Regions from separate parts of the Homo sapiens genome. Here regions 1 and 2 are each linked to region 3. A link is a loop called in an ENCODE intact Hi-C map of the cell type or tissue named here. Cell type or tissue: Panc1. All regions are shown on one strand.

Region 1 (2,500 bases), 1.5 Mb before region 3:
ATCTGAAGAAGCCATTTAAGTTATTCTCCTGGTTCCAACCACATCTGTGTCCAAACAAATGGAAATAGCTTGAAATATTCTCTCTTTCTTTGACAGCCTCCAAAGGGAAGCATCATAGAACCTTTGGCTTATAAACATTTAGGGTTGAATGGAAAATTAGAGATTTATTATGATACTCTTTTAGCAGTTGAGGGGACTGAGACCCAGAATAGTAAAATGCCTCTCACAAGGTCACATGGCTGGTTTGTGGCAGAGCAGGAACTAAAATCCAGTGTTCTATATTTTAAGTTCAGTTTTCTTTGCAACATACCACATTATCACTCACAGTCCCTGTGGAAATTTCTTCCTTGCATCTAACTGAAATTCTTCACTGTGTGTTTGAATCCCAGTTTCCTACTGTCTTTACCAAGAGTGATGAGTGTTGGCCATTGTTCCTGGCAATAGAAAGTCTTTGTCTCTGTTAGCTGTATGTTATGTTTTCCTCTGCTGGGATGGGGCGATGTCCATTTCACATTTGCACTTCTCTGAAGTTAACAAGAAAGCTGAATAATAAAAGACAAAACTGGTAGTTACTGCTGTTTGCAGTAATTTCTCAAATACTTGCATTGAAACCAAGGTTAAGATCTGGTTCCCACATGCCTGTAGGTTTCATGCAGATGTCTCCTCTCAGGGAACAGACTTTTGCTTATTTCATAACTGGCTGAAGGCATTGTTTCCACCCTGCAAAACTCTCGCCAGGTGGACAATTCAACTGGGGTCCAGAACTTAAAATGGTAGCTTTGTCTAAGGCAATCCTTTCCCTACCACTCTGTGCCTTAGTTTTTACATTTATTGACATTCTACTAATTTTGAGTTGGGCTTTCTAAACCTGCATGCACTACCTCTGTGTATAAAAATAGAATTTGATATACTCATGCCTCCTCCTCTTACTTCCTCCTACCTCCATTTGGACCTTTTGCTGTTTAAAATATGCATGATCATTTAAAACCATGAGTGTATTCTTTGATAAATATTTTTAAAAGATTCTTGGCTCAAGAGTTGTTTTGTGTTGTTTTGGAACTGGGAAGGGATCGGGCTGCAATCCAGCACTCATTATTAGATGTTTTCTCTCTGATGTATGAAGACAGCTCAGGTGGCTGTAGCTCTGCATAACCACAAGAGGGCAAGAGAGTCTAAAGAATGAGAAGAGGACCCGCCACGGAAACAAACTCCTCTTTGTTCACCTAGAGGCCAAATCATCAGATGATCTGCAAAACCTGGCAACTCTCAAGAACAATAGAGGGGCATGTATTAAGTGACCAGCTTGCTAGTCAGACCATCCAGAGGAGAGCAGCAGACTGCTAGGTCCAAGATTTATAAGCTGCAATCTTTGGCTAGTCGGCTGACCTCTCTGAATCTTTTTCTCCTCTGTAGAAATGGGTATTGCCCATCAAGCACCTGCCTGTCTTCCTTCCAACTTTTCCCAGGGGTTGGTTCCAACGCCTAATGCCACGCTTTCTTCAATGCCAAATGTCACTCCGCTGAGAAACCTTCCAGATCCCCTCATCCTTGCTCTCATACTACTCTGCACTGACCTGATAGTCTTTCTCTGGTTGTGTTCTTATTATTTGTTTCCAAGTCTGCTTCCCTCATTTGACTAGAGCTCTTGCAGGGCAGCTACTGTGTATCTTTATACCTGGCGTTCAAGGAACTGTGGAATTCTAAGCATTTCTCTCCCTTCTTTTTTGCTCCCTCCCTTCCTTTATTCGTTTATACAGGTTTTTGTTCCAAGAATCAAGATAGGCATTAGGGAGGATGTGGTCCCTGCTCTCAGGATTACAGGTTAAATAATATTTTGGCTAAAACTCCCAGTATGAAAGAGTAAGCATAAGAGCCACATGATTAGTCATTGCACTTACTGAAATAAGCAAATGTTAGCATGATGTACAAAGGGAAGAGAAGACATATCTCATTTGGCACATACTGGGGCTCAGACCACTCTTGGCTGTAAATGTAAAAAAGATGTTTCCAAAGAAATATAAAAATATATACACAAGGAGGCTTGTTTTTCATTTAATTAGAAATGAGCAGGTGAAAGGGATTTAAAGTTCTCATAGGATTCAAAAATGCCAGAGAAGCGTGGAACTGTGCAAACTCACTGTGCTCAGTGAAGAATGGTGCAGTTAGTGGTCAAGAGTGGGGCTTTGGGGTTAGAGTGAGCCAGCTTCCTCACTTACCTACCTAGGAGGGCAGGCAAGGTGCCTCACCTTCCTAAGCCCCAGCTGTTTATTTGAAAAATGAATACGAAATAGGAGACAGTTGGCTAAAGATCAAGGGTAATGCCTGGCACATGAGGGACATGTCAGCTGTTATTGACTGTGATCATCCTTCTTTTTTGTAATTGACTTCACCACATTCAATAACTTTCCACAGTGAGGATGAGCCTTACAGGAGGTGCCTGAACATCCCAAGAATGGCAGCAGATTTTTCAGGGAAACAATCATTCTTATTTGGTTGGAGG
Region 2 (2,500 bases), 850 kb before region 3:
TAACTATGCACATACAATTTCTGTATTTCACTGTAAATTTTAAAGAAACATGTTAGAACTTATGTCCACAAGATGTCATTAAGAATGTGAAAATGCAAACCACAAAGAGAAGGTATTTGTATTCATATATCCAACAACAATAATAAACTGTATCCAAAAAACTACAGAACTCCAACAAATCAATAGAAAAAGATGACCAAATAAAAGAATGGGCAAATAATCTGAGTGGGCATTTCTTTTGAGGATATTTAAATGCTCAATAAGCACATAAAACAGTGTGCAACATCATTAGTATTAAAGAAATATTAATAAAAATCACAATAGGATACCATTACACATCTACTGGTTTGGCTAAAATTAAAAAGACAATGGAAAGTGTTCAGGAGGATGTGAGACAAATGGGAATCTTGAATACTGCTGGTGAGGCTGTCAATTGTTACAGCCTCTCTGGAAATATGCTTGGCATAGTGTACCAAAGTTAATAAAGCTTAACCTGCTTTTATACATTTCATTTTCACTCATTTCTATAAATACTGGCTTGGGTAAAGCCACATAATAGTAAGCATCACTTCCATGTAACAAGAGATTAGATACATTCTAGGACAAAACTGGCCAACTAACAGGCAGGTAAACCCTGAATATCATTTACATGCCATCAATGGAATGATTTTACAAGCCAAGTGATATCTTCAATATACCTTATAGGAATAACATAGTCAATGAAATATCCATAGTACAGAAAAACTTATGGGTTTACAAGTGGTGAAAGAAAAAAATCAGGAGAGAGAATAAATACCAGAAATGTGGACAATATCAGAAAGTATGTAGCAACATGTTAAAGCATGAAACCTTGATAAATTTTTAAAAAGGTTATTAAAATTCATTTTTATCCTGTACCAATCACATTAAAAAGAGTGAGAGTTAAGGAAGGCACGTATCTATCACATGCCTCCTTTTGACGTCACCGGAAAGGTAGCAAGCAAGGTAGATGACACCAGAATCTCTCTTATTAGCAGCACAAGAAACATTGCCATAATAGATGGAAGGTAGCAACTATCCTTAAAACCGCAAATGAAGCCATATTATGCTACAAAAGCAACGACAATAAATCTATGCCCAAACTGCTTGCCTAAACAGGGTAATGTGTTAGGAACACCAGTCAGAAGTCTTAAAACAGCAAAGTACACCATGAATGCCAGAGCATTCTAATAAAATACTATCAAACAGCATTCTGAAGTCTGGAAACCAGTTAAAAGCTACAGGCTTAATGATACCGCAGTGCTCCTCAATTTGAGACTCATTAGTTAAAACTGGCCCATAATCTGGTGCTCACTCAATCTATTGCAGGGTCAAGTCTTAGGACAAGTAATTGCAACCCCTTATGAACAACAATTCTTAGGTTATTTACCACAACAAAATACACTTTTTAAAACCTCACATAGGCATAAACTATTACACAATTAAAATATTAGTATTATATATAAATACCCACAATTACTCATTCCTATTACACTATTTTAAATAACAACAACAAGCAAATACTGCAAGATATTTATTCAATCTTCACTAAACATCTATTTGTCAGGTTCTATGCTAAGTGCTTAGAGATACAGTATCCCTCAGTGTCTGTAGGGATACAGAAGTAAGTATCATATAAACTGCTCTAGAAAATTAGTCCAGCATAAGGTAGGAAAAAAATCAGCTAATTATAATATACTAAGTATGATATCATCTCTCTTAACTGACCTCCACTGAATTGCCTCATAGTATTAACCAAAGCCATGTATTCCTATATCTAACGCCCATGGAAGACCAAATGGTCCAGATCAAGAGGCTTCATTCTTGCACACCCTCACACTTTTGCTCCCACAAACTGAGCCTTATGCTTTTTATGCTTATTAAGAGTCAACTATGTTTGTTCTCAAATTTGTTTATGCCAGTTTCATTTTCTATTGCAATTAAATAATTTAATATTTAAAGTAATGTGTTGGAAATCTTCTATGTTTTGCTACTAATAAGTGAAAACTTGAGCAAACCAATAAGTAAAAATGATGACTTGATCTAGAACAGTGGCTCCCAATCTACTGTATATGGGAACTCCTCTTTAAGTTCTAAAACTAAGCTGTAGAAAATGGCAGCCCCTAACCACATAAGGTTATGAAGCACGTAAATGTAGCCAGGGCAACTTGAGGAACCTAATTTTTACTACTATTTAATTTCAGTGTAATTATTTAGCATCAGAAGTAAGATGTGTCGTACATGTAAAACATGCCAATTTTCAAAAATTTAGTGTAAAAAATATAAAATATCACTTTAATAATTTTATACCGATTACATGTTGAATATTTTGAATATACTGGGTTAAATAAAATATATTATTAAAATCAATCTTACGTATTTCTTCCTTTTTATAATGTGGTATCAAGAACATTTAAATTTATATGTAGCTCATATTACATTTCTATTGGTGAGTATGGTCTAAAACGTTCGATGATCTGTT
Region 3 (2,500 bases):
AAACTAAAATCACGACCCAAAATCTGAAAAACTATAATTTTAAATTTTATTATATAGGTTTTCTCAATAACTTCCCAACACAAAGCAAAAAACACCAACCATTCCCAAAAACTACAGATACATAGTTGAGTCTATAAGTTAGAAGGCAGAAAAATATTAACTTCAAAGAGTTTAATGATGAATTAGTACTGTATTTCTGAAAACATTGGTGATACTGAAATAATACACCAATAGACATGACCAATATGATCCTGGCAAAATGCACATCTCGCTGGTCAAGCAGAAATATATCCTTTTACAAATGTTCTGAGGAACAATGCTTAAAATTATACAAGGGTTTAAAATATAATTTTAATGAAGTATATATAAAGTGTACATGAAAAGGGGAAATATGAAATCTGGCAAAAGTCTTTTGGCTTTCTTACAAATGGTATCCTTATAATTCCCCAACTATCAGAGGATGACATATTTTTCTAGAAAAAATAAAACGACTGCAATTGTATTTCCTATGATGCTTTATGTATCAGAGTCACTTGCAGATTCTGGTCTGCTGTCATCTGGCCCATCACTTTCCTTGTCCCAGTCTTTCATAGATGCTCCCATCATGAAATCATCACGTAGGATCGTCCAACCTGGGCCTTCTTCTGATTTCACTTCAGTCTAAGGAAAATTATAGAATCAAAATATTCAAAAGTCAATTCCATCATAAGGAAACAAAAAGGTACAAGCTACAAAACAAACTTTTCAATGCTTAGTTTTTAAAATAGGGGTAAAACCAAGAGAAATTATAAATCGACTTACTTTATACACTATGATTATACTATGATTATATATGTACAAATGTATAATAAAGAACTAAACATTAATAAAATATTGTATGGACTCCATAAAAGAAACATGAAAGCAAAATAAAAAAATTTTTTTGAAGTGAGGGAAAAAATATAAATCTAGGTTTGGTATTAATTTTTTAAGCACTTCTGACAACAAAAAACAGACTTACAATACTATTTAACCTTCAGTGATAATTTACTAGAAAATTTTGGGCAAATTATTTCACCGCAACTGACAATTTAACAAAGGCATTTAACCCAAAGTAAATTAAAAGTGGGAAAAAGAAACTACATTGGTACTATGCTAGGTTTTTTAAGATGCCATCTCACTTAATGTTTTTATAAAAATTTGAACCAAATGTTCTTTATTTAGGTTATGAGCTCACTGCCTGACCCAATCATGTAATCAAAGACTAATCGTATGTTGAAATTATAAATAAATGAAGCAGGCAATAAACATAATAGGTAGTCAATTCGTTTCATTTAGTCACAGGATTTATGTGGTACTAATTACAGCCTTTCATTTCATGGTACAACAGTACCACCTTGTGGTATCAATTAAGTAATACAATAGATGCAGCACTCAAAATTTTTCATTCCTTCCACAAATATTTATTGAGAATTAGCTGTGTATCAAGCACTATGTTAGAAACATAGTGATGAACAAAACGAAGTTCCTGTTTTCAGGGGGCTAACAGTCTATGCATATCTATTTATGTCAATCACAGAAATACAAAATTTTGTAAAAACCTAAGGTACAAGAACCCATGACATTTGGTTAGAAAACAGTGTTATCATTATGCTGTCATTAACTACATAAAAACAGTTTAAAATATAATATATATTAAAGATATTTGCTGGGTTACAAGAGATTACTTACCTAACTGCTATAGCTTCCCTTTATTTAAAAAAAGATAGCCCTGAAACATTCATTCCATTTAAAAAAAAAAAAATTGACCACTATTACAAGCAAATAGGAAAACTGTCCTATTGGCTCACTCTTGTCTTCTTGAGGTCAAAATATCAAGCAGAGCTTGTGCTTAAATATAACTTGAAGACTGAATGGGATATAAATGTAAGCAAAGATTTCAGAACTGACTTCGTATATCAAACATCAGCACACTTTTTACTATAATTTACCCAACATACAGAAATAAATAAAAAACATCTGTGCTATTTAAAAACCAACATAAAACAGTTCCAATGCTTCTCACGTCACACTGATAGGAGAACAATAACGTAGGAAGATAACTGGAGTATATTAACAACTTTTCATTTATTTCTACAATATCAAACCTACTCTTAAAACTGAAATTCTACTTCTATTAGATTGTTAGCTAGCTGGATAAAAGGCCATTTTCCCTGATTTTCACTCTGTCACCCAGGCTGGAGTGCAGTGGCGTTATCATGGCTCACAGAAGCCTCGACCTCCCAGGCTCAAGTGATCCTCCCACCTCAGCCTCCAGAGTAGCTGGGACTACAGGTGCACACCATCATGCCTGGCTAATTTTTTTTTTTTTTTTTTTTTTTTTTTTTTTTTGTAGAGACAGGGTTTTGCCATGTGGTCCAGGCTGGTTTCGAGCTCCTGGGCTCAAGCAATCCACCTGCCTTGGCTTCCCAAAGTGCTGGGATTATAGGCAAGAGCCACCACACCCAGCCAACCCAGGTTT

Evidence for each region. Hi-C counts contacts between places; a loop is a spot of excess contacts. Peaks named below come from ENCODE experiments on the same cell type or tissue, not always from the same donor. Only the 100,000 strongest peaks of a DNase experiment are listed, where the experiment ranks them.
Region 1: it touches region 3 in a loop (9-fold over the local background); 58 of 110 quality-filtered maps call a loop at or near these places.
Region 2: a loop joins it to region 3, with 4 times the contacts of the local background. A loop is called at or near these places in 37 of 110 quality-filtered maps.

What each region holds. Positions count from the first base shown.
Region 1 is chr1:219,811,471-219,813,970 of GRCh38, reverse strand. The region is part of intron 2 of LOC105372926 (a long non-coding RNA gene); the gene reads left to right. Among named protein-coding and RNA genes, the nearest start is that of SLC30A10, 120 kb to the left of the region's middle. In Panc1, CTCF peaks have their summits at 934 and 1,150 (motif pointing right); a DNase peak (open chromatin) is centred at 1,180; H3K27me3 peaks cover 1,511 bases.
Region 2 is chr1:219,180,975-219,183,474 of GRCh38, reverse strand. The region is part of intron 2 of LYPLAL1 (lysophospholipase like 1); the gene reads right to left. Among named protein-coding and RNA genes, the nearest start is that of LYPLAL1, 8.3 kb to the right of the region's middle. In Panc1, no CTCF peak of the experiment used is centred here; no DNase peak of the experiment used is centred here.
Region 3 is chr1:218,329,108-218,331,607 of GRCh38, reverse strand. RRP15 (ribosomal RNA processing 15 homolog) reads right to left here. Exons shown (of 5, transcript NM_016052.4): 5 at 1-660. The coding sequence ends at 517. Among named protein-coding and RNA genes, the nearest start is that of TGFB2, 15 kb to the left of the region's middle. In Panc1, CTCF peaks have their summits at 1,202 and 1,403 (motif pointing left); a DNase peak (open chromatin) is centred at 1,347; H3K27ac peaks cover 1,210 bases.